3 separate regions of the Homo sapiens genome follow, and regions 2 and 3 are each linked to region 1. The links are chromatin loops, found by intact Hi-C in ENCODE. Cell type or tissue: heart left ventricle. All regions are shown on one strand.

Region 1 (2,500 bases):
GTGTGTGTGTGTGTGTACTGGTCGGGTGGGGGGAGTGAACGGGGGGTCCTGGAAGAGTCTGAAGACTGGTTGCTGGGCATCTCGCACCAAGGCCAGGACTCCAGGTGAGATGATAAAAATAACAATGGCTGACGTCTATGGAGCAGGTACCATGAGCCAAACATTGTGGACGTATTACCACCTTCCGACCTATAATCACTCCCATTCCCAGAAGAGGAAACTGAGACAGGGGAGATTATGGACGAGCTCAGGAAGTTCATAAAAGGCCAGAGAAGGGGTTCTAGAGCAGGGAGCCCGGATTCCAAAACTCCTTAGGGAAGAGGAAGAAAAGGGGAGAAGAGGAGAGGAAAGAGAATGAGAGGGATGTGGAAACCTGCAGAGAAGGGAAGACCCTTGCTCCCGGGAGCCTCCCTTTCTCCCTTTTCCCCCGGGCCCGTGCCACCGGCTCCGCCCCAAAGCTGGCCACAGAGCCGCAGGGAGGCGGGCGGGAACGGTGGTGCGGGGGCGCCAGGGCGCTCCCGGCCTCGGCCTTTCCCTCCAGGGCCCCCTCCTTTCGCCGGCGGCCCCTCCCACTCGGCTCTCCCGGCTCCTGGCGTCACGGCCCGGGAGGCGGGATCGGGGAAGGAGGGGCCCCGCCGCCTAGAGGGTGGAGGGAGGGCGCGCAGTCCCAGCCCAGAGCTTCAAAACAGCCCGGCGGCCTCGCCTCGCACCCCCAGCCAGTCCGTCGATCCAGCTGCCAGCGCAGCCGCCAGCGCCGGGTGAGTTGTGGGCGCACCCAGGGCGCGGGGCGACATCGGGGGGGCCCCGGGATCGTGTACGCCCGGGCAGCAGGGACGCGACCCCTCCACTTACTGGACCGGGAGCAGCCCCCGGAATTGGTGACAGTAACGGGAGGGCCGAGGTGCCACCCATGCCGCCGACCTCTGGTCTGCGCCACGCTCGCTCCGGCCCCAGAATTCCACTTCGCCATCCCGGGACAGCTTCCCACGCCTTTTGAGCCGAAGCAGGCGGGAAAAGTTTGGGGAGGAGTCAGGGCGCCTCCCCTCGCCCCGCCGGACTTACACCCGGGGCTCTTGGAGTCCAGGGAGATCCCCAGGTCGCGTGAGGGATTCCCGGGCAGCGTCCCCAGACTCGCCTCGCGGGCAGGACTGGTGCGCCAGGCCGGGCCAGCGGGTCCTCCTGGGCTGCGTACCCCTCTAGGCCCCCGCCGCTGCTCCGTCGCGCCCCCGAGCGGCGAGGAGCGACTTCTTGGGGGTCAGGAACGGTGGAGGAGCCGGGAGGCGCTGCTGGGATGACACCTCTCTCCCTGCCAACTCTAGAAGGGCTTGGGGGGCTTTAAAGAGGCGAGACCGCACCCATGTGTTCCAGAGGTAGGAGAGGCTGCAGCTCGTAGTGTGTATTCTACGCCCTCCCCAAATCCAGAGATCTGAGCACGCTCCAGGGAGGTCTTTTAGGTGAAGATGTGGGGCTGGACATGGGGACTCCGAAGACACCACAGGGCAAAGCTCTCCCTCCAGGCCAGCTTCAGTTTTGGGGAAGGGAGCACTGCCCCTCCCAAGCTTTGAGGGTGTGTGTGTGTGTGTGTGTGTGTGTGTGTGCACCTTGATCTTATAATTCAGCTGTGTCTAAGTAAGGGGCTTGGAGAGGGACTTAAGAAGCCTCCAGTTCAAATACAGTGTGATTCCACTTTTATGAGACACCTAGAATAGGCAAATTTTATAGACAGAAAGTAGAATGATGGTTGCCAGGGCCTGGGGGTACCTGGGAACCGGGAGTTACTGTTTAATGGGACAGAGTTTTTCTTGGGGAGGATGAAAAAGTTTTGGGTATACATAGTGGCAATGGTTACACAGTATCGTGAAGGTATTTAATGCCACTGAGTTGTATGCTTATCATCGGTTAAAATGATGATTATGATGTTATGCATATTTTATCATAAAAATTTTTTAAAAGCCGCCTTTAGCCACCTCTGCACTCCAGTCTGAATCAGAGAGAAATCTAAGAACCGACACATTATTGCTGGGCACCTCTTCCTGGAATTCGGCCTTCAGTTAAGAAAGCTTAAAGAGGACGAGGAAGGGACGGGGTCCTGGTTTCCCAGGAGTCACACAAGGGGAAGGATGGCGACCTGAGCTGCTGGAGGTTTGCAGTTGGCTGGTGCTCGCCCTCCATCTCCGTTTCTCCCTGGGAGCCTCACCCCTGAGCTGTTTCCAGCACGCTCTCCTGTTGCAAGTGGGGAAACAGGCTAGAGATCTAAGTCGGTTTGCTCAAGGCCACTGAGCTGGTAAATGCAAAGAACTAGACCTTGAACCTCCATCTGCCTCCCAAGCCCTCCCCTTCTTTCCACCTGGAGATGCCCTGCTGGTTTGCAGGGAATGAGGGGAGACCCTTCTGGGGAAAACAGGGCGTGGATGCCCACGGGGGCCTTGGCAAATGCCAAGACTACAGCCCAGGGAGAGGCGTGGAGGTGGCAGGAAGGTGCAGAACCTGTTTTCCCACT
Region 2 (2,500 bases), 340 kb before region 1:
TGGGCCCAGGATTTCAAGACCAGTCTGGGCCACATGGCGAAGCCCTGTCTCTACTGAAAACACAAAAATAGCCTGGTGTGGTGGCGGGCATCTGTAATCCCAGCTACTTGGGAGGCTGAGGCATGAGAATCACTTGAACCCAGGAGGCAGTGCTTGCAGTGAGCTGAGATCATGCCACTGCACCTTAGCCTGGGCAATAAAGTGAGACTTGGTCTCAAAAAGAAAAGAAAAGAAAAAAGAAAAGTGTAAATCAGATCAAGTGTCGCCTTCCCAGGCCCACCTACTTTTCCATTCACACTGAAAAACTGCAAATACCTCTTGTGACCCACAAGGGCCTCCCTGTGTGATCTGGATTCCCCTGACCTCCCCTACTTCCACCATTGCCCAGCCTCTGTCCCTCATTCACTACACACAGCCACAGTGGCCCTTCTGACCCTTAAAACACAGCCCCTTTTCCCACTTAGGGCCTTTGCACCTGCTGTTCTTTCTTCCTAGAGTCCTTTTCCCCTAGAGCTTCCCACGGAAGAATCATCTCCCCAGAAGTCCTGTACCCTCCTGGGGCTTGTTAGTTTCCTTCCCAGCATGAATCACTGTTTTACAATATTTTATTTATGTATGTGCCTAATTCCTACTACGCAAAGAAACTCAAAAGCAAGAACGACATCTGTCTAGTTCATACTTGTATCTCTAGTTTTTAGCACAATTATGAACCAGACAGATTCTATTTTTGCTTCTGAGTTTCTTTGCATAGCAAGAAGTAAGCACCTACATAAATAAAATATTGTAAAACAGTGATCATGCTGGGAAGAAATTAACAAGGCTCAGGAGGGTATAGGACCCAGCTACTTGGAAGGCTGAGGTGGGAGGTTCGCTTCAGTCCAGGTAGTCGAGGCTGTAGTGAGCCATCATTGCACCCCTGCACTACAACCTGGGTGAGACCCCATCTCCAAATAAATAAATAAATAAATAAATAAATAAGTTGGCCGGGCATGGTGGCTCACGCCTGTAATCCTAGTACTCACTTTGGGAGGCCGAGGCAGGTGGATCACCTGAGATCAGGAGTTTGAGACCAGCCTGGCCAACATGGCGAAACCCTGTCTCTACTAAAAATATAAAAACTAGCTGGACGTGGTGGTGGGCGCCTATAATCCCAGCTACTCGGAGCACTGAGGCAGGCGAATAGCTTGAACCTGGGGGGGGGCAGAAGTTGCAGTGAGCTGAGATCACACCACTTCACTCCAGCCTGGGTGACAGAGCGAGACTCCATCTCAAAAACAGAAATTAAAAAAATTAAAAATAAATAAATAATAAGGGACCAAATGCCATCTTTCCTGGGAATCTGACTCTGGTTGTCCTCAGTAAGTGAAGAGCTCTGGCGAAGAGGAGAGCAGTTTCTCTCAGTCTGGCGAGTAAGAAGAGCTGGTAATGCTGAGTTGGATGACTGGGGCTCTGGTCCAAGCTCAGTCCGCTCATTACCTCTGGGACCACACCAGGGCCTGGATGGAAGTCACTCAAAAGCAAGAGGTGCTATGCCAAGGCCTACCAGAAGGTGGCAGTGAAACACTGACCGGCATGTAAGTGACAAGGCCGGCAAAAGCTGACGTACGTGGTTAGCCTTCCAGAAGCCACCACCCCTAGGTTCCGGAAAAAGCCTGGTCCCGCCATCCCTGGGGGAAAAGGAGCAATATTTATTGCATAACAGAACCTGGCATTGTGACAAGTGCTTACATAGACCATTAGGATGGTTCCCATTTTCCAGGTAAGAAAACAGCGGCTAGGAATGAATAACTGACTTGCTCAGAGTTTCTTTCACCACGTCCCGCTAATCCTTTTGTTCAGGGCTGTGGTGATTGCTTCTAGGGTCTCAGTGTCCCCTGCAGCCAGCACGATGTGGGTTCCCTGCGCTCTGCAGCCCCCCAGCTCAGCACCTGACCGGTATCCGGGGCCCCACTCACCTTAGCCTGAGCAGGGATGCAGCGAGCGAAGGCAGGGCCTCGGCGAGTTTGTAGGCACCCAGGTCAGTGATGTTGTTCTGGGACAGACTGCGGGGACACAGTGAGGGGGAGGGCTCAGGACCAAACTTGCATGCCTCACTTTGACCTCAAGGAGAGTTCTGGGTCATAGGCTGTGAATGGCGCTGTCGACAGACTTAAGCTACCTCTCGGTAAATAGGAGGATACTGTTAGGTCCTGTGGCCAAGTGGGAGGGCAGGGATGAGGAGGTGGATGGGAGGGAGAGTGCACCCTCCTGCCCCCACCTGTCCCATGACTTTACAACATCCCCTCTTTTCCCTCTGCGCCACTTTTCAGCACTATAATGAAATAAGTGTTGGCATTATTTGTTTAATGGCTGTGTAATCCTTTCTGCCGGGTTGTGGGCTTCACATGGAGCAGGGCTGTGTCTGTTTTGCTCATTACTGTATCCCTGTGCCTAGAGCACTGCCAGGCACATAGTAGGTGCTCAATAAATACTTAAGTGGGGTGGCGGGTAAGAAAGAGGG
Region 3 (2,500 bases), 160 kb before region 1:
CCTATCTGGCTGTGGCCCAGTCCTCTGTGACAGGCCAAGTCTCAGCAGCATCTCCCCATGGAGGCCATTCCTGGCCTGCGGAACTGAACACACTGCGTTCCAGAAGTCTGAGCACGGTTTTCCATTCTAACAACTTCCGAAGTATGAATGCCATAAACTTAACAAAAATTAGCATTTGAAATTTTGTGTAATTTTCCTTTACACTTACTTAGTTCTGTGATTTTGAAAGACTAGATTTTAAATTTAAATTTAAATTTTTTTATTTCAGTTCCTCTGACTGAAGATGGTGAATAATGACTAAAAATGAAAGTTAAATTTACAAAGCTAAGTAAGTGCCAAGGATTTAAATAGACTTCAAAATAATTTTAAAAATAAATTAGTAAAACTATAGAGTCCGAAGATCAGGGTTGCTAGGAGTTCAGCGGGTGGGAGGGGATAAGGGGTAAACGGGAGCCCAGGGAACTTTTAGGGCAGGGAAGCTGCTCTGTGTGACTATGTAATGGTGGATGCATGTCATTATGCATTCGTCAAATCCCATAGAACGTACGACACCAAGAGTGAGGCCTAATATAAACCATGGGCTTTATTTAATAATAATGTGTCAATATTGGTTCATCAACTGTGACAAATGTACCACACTAATGCAAGATGTTAAAAATGGGGGAAACTGGGCAGGCGTGGTGCCTCATGCCTGTAATCTCAGCGCTTTGGGAGGCCGAGGTGGGTGGATCACCTGAGGTCATGAGTTTGAGACCGGCCTGGCAAACATGGTGAAACCCTGTATCTACTAAAAATATAAAAATTAGCCGGATGTGGTGGTGTGCGCCTGTAGTTCCAGCTACTCGGAAGGCTGCAAGGCAGGAAAATCGCTTGAGCCTGGCAGGCGATCTCACCACTGCCCTCCAGCCTGGGCAACACAGCGAGAATCTGCCTTACCAAAAAAAAAAAAAAGATTAGTGGATGAAACAAGACTAAAACCTGGTTACAGCGGCTAAAAATTTCAGCCAGACAGGGGCACTTTAAATATTCAAACAAGGTCAGCGAGCACCCTTAGAAAACACAGGAAGTGCCTGCGGTTCCTTAGTTATACCAGCAGGTGGAGCTCTCCCCCCACCTATGATCAAGGTACTCAGGCAATGGAAACAAAATTAAGTTTAGGTGTAGAAAATTTTCTGCTTCTTCCCTGGGATCCGGCAAATATAACAAGGGGCTATATACACACCAGGTGTTCAACACATAATTGAGTCGAAAAACAAGGCTCAGATGCATTATATAGAGAGAAACTGGAAAGGACGTGGATCCTTGAATGCCAGGTGTTCGCATTCAGGCTCCCTGTCTCAGTTTCCGTCTCTGAAAAATGTCAACAATAATATTCAAGGAATTATTGTTGGGAAGATTAAACAAGTTAATGAGTAAAACAGTTTTTTAGAGTGTCTGGCACTTTCAAGCCCTATATAGGTGTTAGTAATTATCAGTTTATTTCTTTTTTTAATGAGACAGAGTTTCGCTTTGTCTCCCAGGCTGGAGTGCAGTGGCACAATCTCGGCTCGCTGCAACCTCCGCCTCCCAGGTTCAAGCGATTCTCCTTCCTCAGCCTCCTGAGTAGCTGGGATTACAGGTGCCTGGCACCACGCCCGGCTAATTTTTGTATTTTTAGTAGAGACGGAGTTTCGCCGTGTTGGCCAGGCTGGTCTCGAATTCCTGACATCAGGTGATCCATCCGCCTTGGCCTCCCAAAGTGCTGGGATTACAGCCGTGAGCCACCACTCCCGGCCGGTTTATTTCTTAAGCTGCTTTGTTGAGGTATACCTGATATACAACAAACTGCACATATTGTAAGTATACAATTGCCAAGTTTTGACATATGTATGTACCCAAAGGTTTCCTTGTGGTCCGCTCTTGTTCTTTAGCAATCACTGACCTGTTTTCTTTCACTGTAGATTAGTTTGGATTTTCTAGAATTTTATATAAATGTAATCATACAGCATGCACGCTTTTTAATTCAGCTTCTTTCACTCAGCATATTTATTTTCGTTTCATCCACATTGTTGCGTGTATGAAGCTCGTTTCCTCTGGTTGCTATGTGGTATTCCATTGTATGATTATACTAGTTTATCTGTTAATGGACATTTGGCTGTTTCCAGTTTTGGGGTGTTACAAATAAAGCTGCCGTGAGCATTTTTGTGCAGGTCTTCATAGTGACGTGTATCTTCATTTCTCTTGCTTAAATACCTAGGAGTGGAATGGTAGATGTGCATTTAACTTTTAAGCAACTACGAGGCCGGCACGGTGGCTCATGCTTGTAATCCCAGCACTTTGGAGGCCAAGGCGGGTGGATCACGAGGTCAGGAGATCGAGACCATCCTGGCTAACTCAGTGAAACCCCCATATCTACTAAAAATACAAAAAATGAGCCGGGCATGGTGGCCTGTAGTCCCAGCTACTCGGGAGGCTGAGGTGGGAGAATCGCTTGAACCCAGGAGGCTGAGCTTGCAGTGAG

Evidence for each region. A loop is a pair of places that touch in the nucleus more often than their neighbours do. Peaks named below come from ENCODE experiments on the same cell type or tissue, not always from the same donor. Only the 100,000 strongest peaks of a DNase experiment are listed, where the experiment ranks them.
Region 2: it touches region 1 in a loop (3-fold over the local background); 14 of 110 quality-filtered maps call a loop at or near these places.
Region 3: a loop joins it to region 1, with 13 times the contacts of the local background. A loop is called at or near these places in 42 of 110 quality-filtered maps.

The regions. Positions count from the first base shown.
Region 1 is chr16:10,578,807-10,581,306 of GRCh38, reverse strand. It overlaps EMP2 (epithelial membrane protein 2), which reads left to right and starts at 709. Exons shown (of 5, transcript NM_001424.6): 1 at 709-758. RefSeq lists silencers at 549-788, 2,141-2,435 and an enhancer at 2,106-2,500. In heart left ventricle, CTCF peaks have their summits at 631, 1,029 and 1,232 (motif pointing left); DNase peaks (open chromatin) are centred at 596 and 1,176; H3K4me3 peaks cover 2,435 bases; H3K27ac peaks cover 2,355 bases.
Region 2 is chr16:10,917,982-10,920,481 of GRCh38, reverse strand. It overlaps CIITA (class II major histocompatibility complex transactivator), which reads right to left. Exons shown (of 20, transcript NM_000246.4): 16 at 1,956-2,042. Among named protein-coding and RNA genes, the nearest start is that of DEXI, 23 kb to the left of the region's middle. In heart left ventricle, CTCF peaks have their summits at 1,344 and 1,543 (motif pointing right); a DNase peak (open chromatin) is centred at 1,561; H3K4me3 peaks cover 541 bases; H3K27ac peaks cover 552 bases.
Region 3 is chr16:10,735,845-10,738,344 of GRCh38, reverse strand. No RefSeq gene overlaps it. Among named protein-coding and RNA genes, the nearest start is that of NUBP1, 6.7 kb to the left of the region's middle. RefSeq lists an enhancer at 588-637. In heart left ventricle, CTCF peaks have their summits at 883 and 1,088 (motif pointing right); DNase peaks (open chromatin) are centred at 14 and 868; H3K4me3 peaks cover 538 bases; H3K27ac peaks cover 1,079 bases.